2 separate regions of the Mus musculus genome follow, and region 1 is linked to region 2. A link is a contact called in ENCODE Hi-C or POLR2A ChIA-PET data. All regions are on one chromosome and are shown on one strand. Each heading gives the region's core, a stretch centred on a gene start or an enhancer-like site at or near the end of the contact. The rest is flanking DNA. Distances are from core to core; before and after follow the strand shown. Region 1 holds the start of Psen2 (presenilin 2). Region 2 holds the start of Coq8a (coenzyme Q8A).

Evidence for each region. Hi-C counts contacts between places; a loop is a spot of excess contacts on that map. ChIA-PET counts read pairs that join two places held with the same protein, here RNA polymerase II (POLR2A).
Region 1: POLR2A ChIA-PET joins it to region 2 with 13 read pairs in Patski. The contact joins the promoter of Psen2 here to the promoter of Coq8a in region 2. A Hi-C loop is called at or near these places in 1 of 37 maps with a recorded cell type or tissue (left cerebral cortex). POLR2A ChIA-PET finds 5 or more read pairs at or near these places in 2 of 5 experiments (Patski and embryonic stem cell).

What each region holds. Positions count from the first base shown.
Region 1 is chr1:180,250,696-180,257,881 of GRCm38, forward strand. Psen2 (presenilin 2) reads right to left here and starts at 5,605. Exons shown (of 11, transcript NM_001128605.1): 1 at 5,528-5,605. Gm31728 (predicted gene, 31728) reads left to right here and starts at 5,710. Exons shown (of 3, transcript NR_168339.1): 1 at 5,710-5,869; 2 at 6,855-6,978.
Region 2 is chr1:180,194,188-180,201,534 of GRCm38, forward strand. It overlaps Coq8a (coenzyme Q8A), which reads right to left and starts at 1,833. Exons shown (of 15, transcript NM_023341.3): 1 at 1,686-1,833.

The sequences.
Region 1 (7,186 bases), core at 4,355-6,854, 60 kb after region 2:
CAATACCCTTATCTTTCAAAAGGTCACCTTCGGGGTCACATGGCTACTTCCCAGAACTTCCAAAACCCCTGGAAAGTCCCAGTCTTCCTCCACACTAGGGAAGGGTTTCCCCCCCAAACAGGGTACGCCCTGCGACATCTCACACATTCCAGACTTACTTCTAACCCTCAGCACCTGACCATGTATTGGGCTGGTCTATCTGGTACTTGCTGAATGGTTCTCCTGGCTTTTGGGAGATCTCATGCAGAGCTGGAGTTAGAAAGTCAGACCCTAGACCCTCACATGGCTTATGGTCTGCATTAAACACCATTAACTCTGTCTCTCTTGAAATACCTGGGTTGGAGCAATTTTTCTCATTTCATGAAGTCGCCTGGGAGACAGTTAGGAGGAAGAGACAGGGAGGGTGCCTCTAGCAAGCCACCCTCAGGTAAAAACTAGAATTTTTTTCCTTTCTTTTTGTTTTGTTTTTTGAGACTGGGTCTCACTGTATATAGCTCTGGCTGTCCTGGAATTCGCTCTGTAGACCAGGCTGGCCTCAGACTCAGAGATCTGCCTGCTTCTGTCTCCCCAGTGCTAGGATAGGAGTGTGCCACCGCCACCAGGTGCAGAATATTTTTTTCTTTAAATTAGACACAGCAGCCAGTGGCTGCATAGACTAGTGTGACATGAACCATACTTCCTGGACAGCTTCTAGCCATGCAAGGTGGCAGGAGCTATTTCCCCCCCTCTATGAACAGCAGGGTAGGTTCCCTTGTAAGATTGATGTAAGCATCTGGCACAGTGGCTAGTCAGTGAATGGGAGCCTCGATGGGGACAGGAGGGGACATCGAGAGGGGATTAACAAAGCCAGCAGCTGCCCTTCTTTGGAAGCTAGGGAACTGCTAGGCCACCAGACTCACGAACAAGAACAGAACAAAGGCCAGGTCCCAGGGAGATCCTGTTTCCCTCCAGCCTCAGCCTGACGGTGGGAACATTTTGTCAAAGGAAAGGAAACTTCCACAGATGGCGTCAAAGCTGGAGTGAAGACCTTAAGGGCCACTGGCTGGTCCCCCATTTCACAGTTCAGGAAACCAAAGCCCAGGGGAGCTGGGGATGAAGCGAGACTCAAGGAGACAGATAAGGACCAGTTTACAGGTCTCTAAACTGCCCACAGAACGATGTCATCTCCCAGCCAATCAGAACCATCAGGTTCCTGCAGAGACAGGCAACTATCTACACCCACACCCTCTGACTCTTTGAGAGTGTTCTCAGGCATTTGGATGGCGTATATCTTGCTATGGACAAGGATGTATCTAGAAACAGCCCCTGCCCACTCCCAGATCATTCCAGCTCAAAATCCTTTTTTTGTTTTGTTTTGTTTTTGTTGTTGTTGTTGTTTTGAGATAGGGTTTCTCTGTATAGCCCTGGCTGTCCTGGAACTCACTTTGAAGACCAGGCTGGCCTCGAACTCAGAAATCCATCTGCCTCTGCCTCCTGAGTGCTGGGATTAAAGACGTGCGCCACCACCACCCAGCCAGCTCAAAATCCTTAATAAAGTGTCTCACACTCTCCAGACCCAAGGGCTCTCTGAGCCCCTCTCAGTCCTGCCAGTCTGTGAGGCTCAGAGGTGGACCTGCCAACTCTTAGCAATGAAGGAAGGAAGTGGGGTACTGATTTTCTGATTCAGTTCAAAAGACGAGTGGAAAAGTTTTTCGATAGGGGGTTAGTAAAAGCAATGAAGACATTTTCAATGACTCGTCACCAAATTCGGTTTTCTAAGATGTGTCAGGTAGCTTTCTGCTACTAAGGCAAACATTTGAAATACAATTTACATTATTTTAAAACAGGGTAGTTTACTTTGCTTCAGATTTATAAGCTAGTCCAGGGTCAGCTGGGCTTTCAGCTTTGGGCCTGTGGCACACCAAAACTACTCAACTCAGGCCCAGAAGGTGAGAGTGCCAACAGCCTCATGCCTCCAATGACCAGACCTTCCACCAGACCCCGAGACCTGAAATACCCGCAGGGACCCAAAGCAGCGATTCCCAGGCTGAGGGGGAGAGGGTGTCTCTTAAAGACATGTTTTTATAATAAGTATGTATTACTTTTATTTTTAAAAGCATGAGGAAGTTTCTTTCTGAGGTGTAACAGGAAGGCGGTCAGCCTTTCATCCCCTTCATCTGCAAAGACGAACAAAGCAAGCAACCTGTTCTCTGAATCACGGGAGAGGCCACAGACAGCTGTCGCCCTAAGGAGGCCTTAACTTTCCTGAGGATTGACCTGGTGTTTTCTGTCTCCAGAGTGTTCAGGTGGCAGCATTACCATCCCTAAACCCGGGGAGGAAAGACTGCATGTGGACTGAGCACCACTCCCCAGCGGCCATAGCCCGACAGGTGAGCTGACAGTGACAGAAACCTTTGCTGTCTGCGGGTTCCAACTGATCAGAAGCCCAACCTTAAAGAAACAGCTAAAATACAGCCACACAGATTTTTGTTAGAAAGATCCATGTGACCTACACACACACACACACACAGACACACACAGACACACACACACAGACACACACACACAGACACACACACACACAGACACACACACACACAGACACACACAGACACACAGACACACACACAGTGTTATGGTTCCTTCTCTCCTCTCTCAGTTTTTTTTTTTTTTTATTTTTTATTTTTCTATAGCCAGGATGACCTTTGTTTTGTTTTGTTTTTCTAATGAGAGAACTCACTACTACAGCCAGTAGTAGTAACATTAAACTCCAGATGTCCCAGCCTCTCTACCTCCAAGCACTGGCATATAGGCATTTTGGGTTGGTCTTGAACTCAGAAATCTACCTGCCTTGCAGTTTGGGGTTTTTAGGGGTGGGTGTTAAGATGAAGGGATGGCACTTGTCTAGAATCAAAAGCACTGGGAGAGGGAGGCTGAGCAGGAAGACTGTCATTAACTTAAAGCCTGCCTTGGCTACATACAGAGTACCAACCCAACCAGGGCTACGCACCAAAACCCTGTCTCAAAACACAAAAACATTTTTTTTTCTCCCAAGTTCTCAGGAAGTCGTTAATGAAGACCTCACAGAAATGTTCTGGGTAGCAGTTTGGATACAGGTCAGAGGTGACTGAGCAAGCTAGTGTACAACTCCAAAAGTATATACATGTAGCAATGTCCAAATCCTGTGCTAACAGACTGTAGGGCCACATATCTGGGCAGCTGGGCCCCCATCCCTGACACCCACACCCCAGAACTCAGGTTCCCAACATTAAAGGAGTCATAATTAACTGTCTCAGTGTTCCTTTAGCTCTGTTTGGTGACTTAACAGTTGTTGCTGTGTGGTTGGGTGGTTGGTTGATTTTTGGGGATAGTGTTTCACTACATAGCTCAATTGGCCTGAAACTCACTACACAGCCCTGGCTTGTCTTGAATTCACAGCAGTTCTCTTGCTTCAGTGATTATGCACTGGAATTACAGACATGAGCTATCACATTACTTAAGCTTCCTTTAAAAAATTAAATTATATTTTATGTGTATAGGTATTGTGTCTGTCTGTATGTCTGTCTAGAACAGATATATCTGTGTAGTACATTTGTGCCTGGTATCCACAGAGGTCAGAAGAGGCTCTCCTAGAACTAGAGTTACAGATGGTTGTGGGCCTCCATGTTGAACAGGGGTTCTCTGGAATTGAAGCCAGCCCTCTTAACTGCTGAGCCATCTCTCTGGCCCCAATAGTACGTTTTTATAATAACTGTGATAACCACTGGGAAAAAAATGGCTCTTTATCATGAATGTCCAATTCCTATCACATGGGCATGTCACATGGTTATTATCATCAACAACCCAGAGAGACCAAGTCTGGCGAGAGACTCTTACATGGCAAACTGTGCAGTGGAGTTGTGAGCAACCACAGAAGAGCCACTGGACAGGGTATGGCTAGACACTGCTCCAGGCTGACACAGCGGCAGCGGCAGCCTCTGGCAGCATTCCGCATCCTAGTCTGTTTTGCCTTCTCAGAGAGCAGAAATATTCATTTCCACATACGAATGGATGTACAGCCTATATTTTGGGCATAGGTATGGGGCATGTCTACATAGTAGGAGATAGTTCTCCAAACCGGACCCGGCTTCCAGCTCAGTCCGCACCTCCACTCACCCACACCTACTTTCTGTCAGCTTCCTTCCCATCCTGCACCTCTGCCATTCTTCACTCTATCCCTGCCCACCTGATTCTAGCCACTGTCCTGGGAGCCAAGGAATGAACCCAGACGGTCACCTCTAGGCTAAAGTCGGGATGCTGGCCCCTTCACCAACGGAAAACACAGGATCTGCTTCTGTTTCTCAGGCTTCCACAGAGCCACCCACACCTAAAGGAAAACTTGAAGCTTACACACCTGAAGCAACTTATACAGAGCCTTTAATTACTGCCCAAAGTCTTGGCTGAAGGCCTGAGAGGCTTAGGTGTCCACAGAGGGACTATACAGCCAGCAGGTGCACCTATTCTGAATGGTTGCGTCTCTCTGACTCCAAGAGACTATTCTGGGGACGGAGTTAAATTGGTCTGCATCTGTTCTGATTTTGAGGCTCTCTAATCCTCCATCAGTAAATGGATGCAGTCATTTCACAACCATTCATATCTTTAAAGAAAAATCCCTAAGCAGAGGTGCTAGGACATTTCATTTAACTGGCAAAGGACTTATGTCTGGATAGCAGAAACAGAGGCCCAGGCAGCAGGCTCTAAGCCTGGTTTCCCTGTATCTTACACAGGAGACCTTGGGCAACCGCACTTTTTAGTTCTGGGAGTTGTTCTTCTCACCCTCCTTTTCCTCTCCTGGCCGGCCGCATGCATGCTTGGCTAACAACACTCTACCACACAGCTACATCCTCAGCCCTAGGCGCAGTTTCTTCATCAGTATAATTCAGTGGCAACTAGCTCTTGCTTTGCCGAGTTCCTTCGGTTCAGAGGCTTGATTCTGGGCGTCTCCCTACTGCCTTAAGGGATTTACAAAACACTGAACACAGCTGGTAACAGAACGCCTGCCTCAGGCCCTGTTGGGCGCCTCGCTCCTCATACAGGAAGAAGTTCTTACTCCCATCTGTAGCAGAGCCCAGGTAGACCAGGTCAGAGCCTGGGTAGCAGGGACCAAAATGCCTGGTGAACACAGCGGTGAGACCCACGTGCACTGGCCCTTTAACACCTCACTCCGCGCCTGGGGTTCTGGAGGCAGGAAGGGACGCGAGGGCACCCGGACGCGGCCAGAGGCCCAGAGCTGCACCCTACGCTCCTTCCAAGCCCCAGTTCTGGGCCGGCCGCACTGCTGCCTCCCCAGCACTTTCTCCTCGCCCCTGAGCCGGCCGCAGAGGCCGAGATCGCCGCAGGGGCCGCAGCTTGGAGCCCAGACCCTGATGCCCCGGGAGGGCAACGGAAGCAGCGGTCAGGGGCGTGCGCACGAAGGGCCTCGCTGCATCCGGGCTCTCCATGCTGCCGGCTACCCGCGATCGGTGACAGGTACCCGGCCGCACACACCCAGCCCCCGCCCTCCGCTCACCTGCTCCGCCGCGGCGCGGGGTAGAGTTTACGCCGCGGGCGGAGCGCCTCTCCTGGGCTAGCGCCGGCCCCGCCCACTGCCCCGGTTCGCCAGCGCCTCAGACACGCCCCCGGTGGGGGACACGCCCACTTCCTGGCTCCGCCCCTGTCCCGTCCCTTGGGCGGTGCCAGGTTCCCCTGTGCACTTGCGCCTTCATCGTCGGTTTACAGGAAAACACTGGGTGCAGAAGGTGCAGGCCTTCGCTGTGTCTTGCCCTGGAGACCGCAGCATCATACTGACATTGAAATCTGAAGTTGGCTAGTGCCTTTTCTTAGGGGCCTGGCAGCGCCACTGGGACAAGGGGTGGGTATTTGCTTTGTGATTTCAGGAGCCTCTGCTGCCCCTCCCTCCTCCGGTTTCATGCACTTTAAAATGGAGTCTAAAGTAAGCTAACATCGGGAGCCTTCTCCTGATTGATTTTTTCCAGAGTGCTTCCGCGACATACATGGGGAGCTCTGGGTAAATATGAACTGGGATAAAATTGCAACGAGATCTAGGAATCAGCCTCGGGGTGAGGGCAGGGAGGGGTTGTGATCGCAGGATCGGTCTGTGGAGTGAGTTGAAATTGTCAACAATTTGCCACAGTTGTCATTATCTCATGTAGCTTTATTTCTCCTTTAATTACTGTGAAATTCGTATAACATAAAATTGTCATTGTAGGGCTGGGGATGTAGTTCAACTAAGTGCCTGCCTAGCATGCAGGAAACCCTGAGTTTAATACTCAATTCTGGTGTATGCATGGCTGAGTAATCCTGTCACTAGAAGTCCAAGGTCATTCCTAGTTACATAGCAAGTTCGAGGCCAGCCTGGGACACATTAGACCTTGTCTTTAAAAGAAAAAAATACGGCTGGGCAGTGTGTACACCTTTAATCCCAGCACCGGAAAGGCAGAGACAGGCACATCTCTGAGTTCAAGGCCAGCCTGGTTTACAGAGTGAGTTCCAGGACAGCCAGGCTATATAGAGACCATGTCTTCACCACCACCATCACTGCAAAAAAGTAATCATTTTAATTTAAGGTATTTAGTGACTTCAATGTGTGCCAATCTGGCTTGTGTGATTGTAAAACAGCCCATTGCTTAAAAAATAAAAGGCAGTTGTATAATTGAAAGGTTTCCTGTCCCTCTCCCTGACCCTGTTAGACACCAACCTACTTCTGAGTCTGTGGACTTAGCTCAACATCTTGAATTTTTTCCTTAACACAATTGAGAAAGTGGGTTCTACCTGGCAGATAGCATAGACGCATGAACGGAGGTCCGAAATCTCCCTCTTCTGCTTGTCTGTTGCAGTTCCTTACCCTTGCTGGGCCTCGGTTTCCTCATCTGTGAAAGGATAGTGTGAGGGCCTTCAGAGGAACATGGCACATTACAGAGAAATGAGGGGGCAGGGGGCAGCGTGGATCCTGAACAGACAGTAAGTGTTTCCTTCCTCTGCCTCCCTTCTCGGCTTGAGGTGGTGTGGGTTTCATTTTGTTCTGTTTGACATTGAAATGATAGCCCATAGTACTCCTCATGTCCACTGTCCCTCCCCCTGTAGGGGCACCATCCTTCTCTACTACAGATGACTCTTATCATGTGGAAGTTGTGGACAGAAGTTCTGGACCTGGGCATGCTCACCACAC
Region 2 (7,347 bases), core at 583-3,082:
TGTGCATGTATACGTGTGGTGTGCAGCCAGACACTCCCTGCAGACACAGGCATGCTCTCCTTCCACATTACAACACACGCACATGGCTAAGCAAACTGCGTGGATAAGAACAGTGCGCCCTCAGAAAGTCTCTTAGCCAGCATTTAGCGCCCACTTGTTTGCTCACCGTTGAAGAACCATCCTATGGTGGTTCCCTGTGCTAACCCGCCAAGGCTCCCAATGTTCCTAGGGGCAGAAACTACCAGTTTTCCACATCTTCATAATTTGTGCCTACTTAGTCACATTCATCAGGCACAAAGGCCCAGGGTTTCAGCCGCCAAGTCTCCCTCAGAATGTTTCACCCCTACCACCCAGTGCACTCAGGGTTTCACCTTTAAAGCCCCCACCGAATGCCTTCCACCATTTGTTTACAGCAGTGACTGTAACACTGTCTTAAACTTCCCAACTACTTGTGGGCAAGTTGCACAGAGGTCCTGGCAGCATGGGGTGACCCTGTCTAGAGTCCTGCCTGCATAGTTCTCAACCAAATTTGCTCTTGGGGGTATTTTGCAATGTCAGGGGACATTTTCAGTTGTCACAATTGGTGGGATTGGGTGGCCGTGGGGGTGTCACTATTTGTCTAGTAGTACAAGCCAGGGATTCAGCTACACACCCTGCATAAGATAAGCAGGCACAGTAAACAAGATTAGGTCCAACATGTTAATAGTCTGGAGTTGGGAAGTTCTGTCTCAGGTGGTTCATTAGCTCAGAGAATGCACAGATTGCCTGCCTCGCTTTTGCTTTGTGTCACCTGGTCCACAAGTGGTCACAATTCAGCTGTCTTCATTATTCACAAGGCTAAATATAGCATCCAAAGCTACCCTCGGAGTCGTACAGACACTGCTCTTGTAAGCCAACAAACCCCTCTAGCCTCTTCTCAGAAGTGCCTTCCTCACTCCAAATGTTTCCCAACAACCTCCCTGCCAGCATGGCCGCCAGCCACAGCACAACTGGATGTCTGTCATGATCACTAGTCCAAATCCTCCGGCAAGAAGGTTGGCCTGACACACCCCAGCTCCAGAGTCCCGTTCCACAGACACCAAGTCCAAGTGAGCCTAAATCAATTTTCTACAGTGCTGCAAGCCCAACCCAGATTGGATGTCTGCACACAGCCTCTGCCCCTTCAGGCTGCCTAGCCAATGAAGGGTCCCAGAACCCAGACCCGCCCCTACAGCGTTCTCCCTCTGTCCCCTCACACTCTGAAGGTGGCTTGGTTGAGTTATGTGACAGCTTCTGTGCAAGAGAGTGCAGGAGCTGTCAAAACTGGTAGTGTGGCCATCAGTGTCTGGGAAAAACAAGAGGACGGACCAAAAAGAAACGAAGAAAAAGGAACAAGGAAGGGACTTCTTCCCAGACTTCACCCCAGCCGTGAAACCCAACAGCTGGCTCGGGCTTAGAAGTTGTAGTTCTGACACAAACTGCAGCCAGAGCACACAGTTCGAGGGTCTGAGAGTTCAGAACATTATTGGGAGAAAGGCAGCCACGTGCGTGGACGACGCAGAGGCCACAAGCAACCCTCTGCTCGCTGAGCCAGACCCGGGTCGGGAAAGGGCTGCACCGTACGCAGGCCGCACTGTCACTTGAAAGTATAAGAAGGGACCCCGGGGTGCTGAGGTTAGCAGCGGGCCGGCAGGCGACAGCCTTACCGGGCTGCAGGAAGGTAGCTCCTCCGTCCGCAACGCAACGCCTCCGCGCGCTCGCCCCGCTGCGAGCGCTCCGCACACTCTCCGCTTCTGTTTACCTTCTAGCCCGGGTGCGCACGCCGCGCTCCGCTTGCCCCGCCTCCGAGCCCTCCCATTGGCTGAGCCGCTGTTTGTTAGCTGCCCCGATGCCACAGGACGCAGTGGGAGCGTGCTTACCGCGTGCGCAGCTCACAGCCAATAGGGACTGAGGGTGGAATAAAAGCAACCAATGAGAGGCCGCCCTTGAAGGCCGCGGTCCCTAATCTGCCTGTTAGCTGTCTTTTCTCCCGGGCAGGGAAAAAAGCCTGCAGTTGTTCTGCGCCTGCGTTCTGAAGATTGACAAGCGTTCACCTGGCAGCCACGTGAGGGTCGCCTGGGTACCGACGCTAGCTCAGCTTCCTAGGGGTCGGGCCGGGAAGACCTCAGAAGTTTTGATGGGACCACAGAGGAACCCCCCAGGCCCCCGCCCCAGGACCTAGACTAGGCCCGGGTTGGTTTTTTGGTTTGGTTTGGTTTGGTTTGGTTTTTTGCCATGTGATGAGGCTTCTGCCTGGGTTCCTCCAAAAGCACTTGGCCTAGGGAAGTGTTATGGCGCTGACACCAAAGTTCTATACCCTTCAGCTCTGTATTTAGACTAATTGTGCTTGCTTATTATGAGCGCCAATAAAAAAACAATCCTTTTCCAAGGTGAAAAACAGCCCTGAGGAGTGCACTCAACACACACAACATTGACCCACAACATCCCTAAGGGACTGCTGACCCAGAAAAGATAGGGTTGCGACAGGTCCATGCCACCTTTGTACCAAATGGGAGAAAATACCTAGCCTTGGGGCCTTTCCAAGATGCTTCCGTGCCAGCTCAGCCCTTTCGCCCAGCAATGCTAGGCCAGCTTCCCTCTAACGAACCTAAGACAATCGCTCGCTTCTCCCATGGTTTATTTTCCGTTTTTCGACAGATTGATATGATTTGGACCATGTTTCAAACAAAACAAAACAAAAACTCTGAAAGTATTCTCTATGCTTACTGTCTCCACTTCTTTTTCCATCCTTCTCCACAAAATCAATCTAATAAGGCTTCGATAGTTCGGATCTTGAATATTTTTTCCTCAAAGACCACTTTGGTCCCAAAGGGAAGTAGGCATAGGGAGGCTGTCAAACATTTAGGAAGTATGGCCTGATGAAAGAAAGTCACATCACTGAGGTTGTGACTTTATAGGGAATATTAGGACCTGGGAGCCTTCTCTGCTCCCATGAGAAGCCAACAGCTACCATGAGGTGAGCAGCTCTGCCCACTACACCATCCTACCATGACTTGCTGCTTCATGAGAGACCCCAAAGTCACAGCCCAATGGACCAAGGCCTAAATAAATCTTTCCTATTTCTAAGTTGGTTATCTTGAGTATTTTGCTGCATTATAGAAAGCTAAGGCTTTTCTGTTTAAAATACAGGCTTTAAGCATGCAGATTGCTAGTCTGATCAAAACTGAGATGGGCTCTGCCATTATTTCTTGAGTCTCTCTGCCCAGGCTTATTTCTCCAAGACTCCCACTGTCTGTACTCCTATCCTTGGTGTTAGTCCCTGGGGTTGACGCTCTATTCATTTTCCTTCTTTTCCAAGCTGGGATAATGTCCATGGACTTATTTCCAGGGGTGGTCTTTCCCCAGCCTGCTCGGCTCCACAGGTAAACTAGTCACTTCACTCACCGTGGGTTTCAACCCCAACACATCTTATTATTCTTATTGTTTCCTTGTGTCTCTATTTTGGGGCACATCATTCTCCTACTTTTGTCTTGGTTTATTTTTTAGACATGCTTCCGATCAGTTCTTTGAATGTTTTTGAAATAGATGATCTAAGGGTTTTGCCTAGATAGTTAGCCCAGGATCTTTTTTTATTTCCTCTGTGTTTATTACTGTAGCTCTGTGTGTCTTGTACTGCTGTTAAAATCTGGCTATCTTAACACAACATGGCATCTTTGGAAATCAGATTCTCCCCAGGAGCCCTTATAATTGTTGTTTAGTAACTTTTCAAAACTAATATGGGAAGTCTGTGGGGTGTGTGTGTGTGTGTGTGTGTGTGTGTGTGTATTATGTGTGTGACTATTAACACATCTACTTGGCTTACTGATCAGGTAAGAGGATGGACACAGATTTTCCTAAATGCCTGGAACCAGCAAGTTACCTGCCTCATACCACTGGTTGCTTGTTGGGGCCTGCCTTCAACACTCAGCCAAAAGGTTGACAACTCTACCTTAACCTAAACTTCCTGCTTGCACAATCTCTGGGGCACTCAGAGGTGAAGGCTAAGGGCCTCCGCCAGTTCTTCCTGACCGTAGCATGGCCCAAGCACAAGCATATGTGGACATGTCAGTCACTTCAAGATTTTGATTAGTCTGTGTTTACCCAAACTACGGAAGACAGCTGAGCTACACAGTTAAAGATGGTTAAGGCTTAAGTAAAAATGAGGACTCTTTAAGGGGGCCCTCCTTTTACCCCCAGGTCGTCAAAGGATGGCAGTTTTGTAAGGAGAAGGCTTCATATTCCCAGCTTCGTTTTGCTCCCTGAGGTGGTAGCCTGGATGCCCCAGGGATGCAGGTTGTTGTTTTCAAGACCTCCATGCAGCTGGTGTGAGTAAGGGGCTAAGAATAGAGCAAGCTGAAAACTCTAGTTTGCTACAAACATTCTGTGAGTTGCCAAAGTTTGAAGAAGAAGAAGGAGGAGAAGGAGGAGAAGGAGAAGAAGGAGAAGAAGAAGAGGAGGAGGAGGAGGAGGAGGAGGAGGAGGAGGAGGAGGAGGAGGAGGAGAAGAAGAAGAAGAAGAAGAAGAAGAAGAAGAAGAAGAAGAAGAAGAAGAAGAAGAAGAAGAAGAAGAAGAAGAAGAAGAAGAAAAGATTCAGTTTTCGCCAGCTTCTCTGTTATCTCTGTGGAGGACAGACATTCCATGCCTTCGCCATTTTCCACCTCCTTAGTAGAGTTCTTTGGCTTAACCCTTGAATATCATCCACCTTGACACTCATCCCCTGCCCTTTGGCTGTCAAACTATTGAAACGATAAACCTCAAGAAGCTGAAATTTCCCCCAGGAGTCTATGCTGGGTGAGGGAAAAGGATGAAGCCTGTTGCCAGCCAGAGGGAGAGTTTGTCTCCTGGAAGACACACAGTTCTGACAGTGCAGTTCCACTGTCTTAGTTCCATGCAGAAGAGGCTGGAACTAAGACAGTGAAGAACAGGACCACACTTGACAGGAGAGCTTAGTTCTGCACAGCTAGGCATTCTATTCAAACCTAAACCTCATGTCAGGAACCTGAAGACTGACTGGGGGTGGGACTGGACCATACCCTTGAGACCACACTGAATACATCTTTTCTGCTTTGCACTAGATGTTTAATTAGCCTGTTGACTAAGACTAGCTTGTTAAGGTTGCCCAGCCCAGGCTCTGACCCCAACAACTCAACACTTCTAAGAACCAGTCATATCTTCCACTGCTGAGACCCGAAACCTTGTCATCCTTGACACCTGCTTCCACCCCACCTCGCATCAAACCCAGCCTGTCTTCGAGCTGACTGCTGAGTCAACCAGTTCTTACCTCAGCATCACAGATGCCCTGAGCTAAGCCAGCATCATTTAGCACCTGCATCATTAAGCAGCTCTCTGGTCCTCTGTCTATTCACATCCACCTACAGTGATCCTTTGTTTTATTCTAAAGCAAAAAGGCAGACCATACCATGTAAATTCTCTTCCTGCTGCTGACTTCCTGTCTCGTCAGAGGAAAGTCCCAAGACCTCACAGACCACAAGACTCAGTATGACCATACCCTGGGGATATTCTTATCTTCAGCTGCTCCACCCCCCCCCACCCCTCCTGTTCTCACTTTACTCCAAAGGCCTCCTCAAAGTGCTCAGAAGTGTGAAGAGCAGTCCCAGCTCAGAGACTGCACGGGCTCTCCCTGTCCAGAATGCCCTTGGCTTCTACCGATCCCTCACAATATGTCACAATATGCTGAAATACAACCCAGCCCGACCCTTATTTGGGTACAGTGTGGGAGGGGGACTCGACACTCCTCTAACTTATTTTCTTTCTGTCTCTGGTGCTTCTTACTACTGGATGTAATCATTTGGTTATCTGGGATGTAAGTTAGTTCCATGAGAGCAGAAACTTTCTCTGGCTCACCATTGGATCTCTGGCAGCTGGCACAGTTGGTGGCAAACTGAAGGTGTTCAACAAAGTCAACATAGCCTGGGGTAGAATCCCAACTCTGTCTCTTACTGCGTGACCCTAAACTAATGAAACTTTGGATGCCCCCGTTTCCTTCTGTATAGCGCTAGTACCCATATCTAATAGGTTGTTGAGAACTAAATAGATAAATATATGCAAGGCGCTGTAGATACTTTGTGCCTGGTATATAGTATATATTAATATAATTTTTACTCAAATGATAACCCGTTCTAATACATATCATATATTCAAGAAGGTACTGCACGCTTTTCCAGAGTTTGCAAAAGTGTTACTATATGGTCTATAGAGACATTGAAACTAAAACTTTTACATTTAAAAAGGCCTATTACTTTCTGCAATTTCAGCTAATTCCTTAGCTATCATACCTCAAGAACGTTCACATTTTCTCAGTGTCCTTACACACAGCTGATTATGGATTTGGACATCTGGAACAACCAAGAATCAATTCATTTGTACTTATGGGGTTTGTGTGTGTGTGTGTTTGTTTTCAACTTGTTTACTTAGTAATTTCATCTTTTACTCTTCATCAACAAGTCAACGTACAGTCTTAGCTTATAATACTCGGCAAGTCAATTTTTACTTACTGTGGGCAAGAGCCTCTTTAAGACAGACTTTAACCTTTCCAGACCTGGAGAAAAAAACTCCTGAGGCGCATTTGCTGAACTATAAATGCCAGGCTCCACATTGCCTTGTTGTGTTCAGAATCAGAATTTCCTTTGACTCCTGGGCCCCGGCCATGCCAACATGCAGCTAAGACTATAAACAAGTCAGGACTGCCTCATGCTTCAAACCGGCACAGGAGGAGCCATTCCAAGAGGGAAGAGCCACTCAGTCACAGCCTGAGTCACGGCCTGGACACCTGCTCTCCACAGCCCAGGGCTCTCAGACGATCTGTATTACAGGAACATGGTCATTTAATAACCCTTTAACTCACTTGATACAACAGGAATTAAAACCTATTCAGGGGCTGGGGATCTGCATCTGTGGTCCAGCACTTGCCACTCATATAAAAGGCCCGAATGCAAAACAGACAAGATTCTATTACTTGAAAAATAAATAAATCAAAATTGCCAGTATACCTGAACCAATACACACTGCCTGAGAAATGCCAGATTAAATAATCACAGGGCTCCCTTCTGCCCTAAAACTTGCCTTCCTGAAAAAAAAAAGTTAAATAATAGATTTATAAAATTCAATTTATTATTAAAATAAGTGTATTATTTAAATTTTAATATTCAAATAAATATTCAAAAACTGTTTTGAATAAAACTTTGATGAATTTATTTTACTCCTTTATCAGGTAATGTAGTCACTTAATTTGTAAACAATTTATTTTTAAAATTTGTGCTGTAGCCAAGATTGGTGCTGCATACCTACAATTCCCAACACATAAGAGTC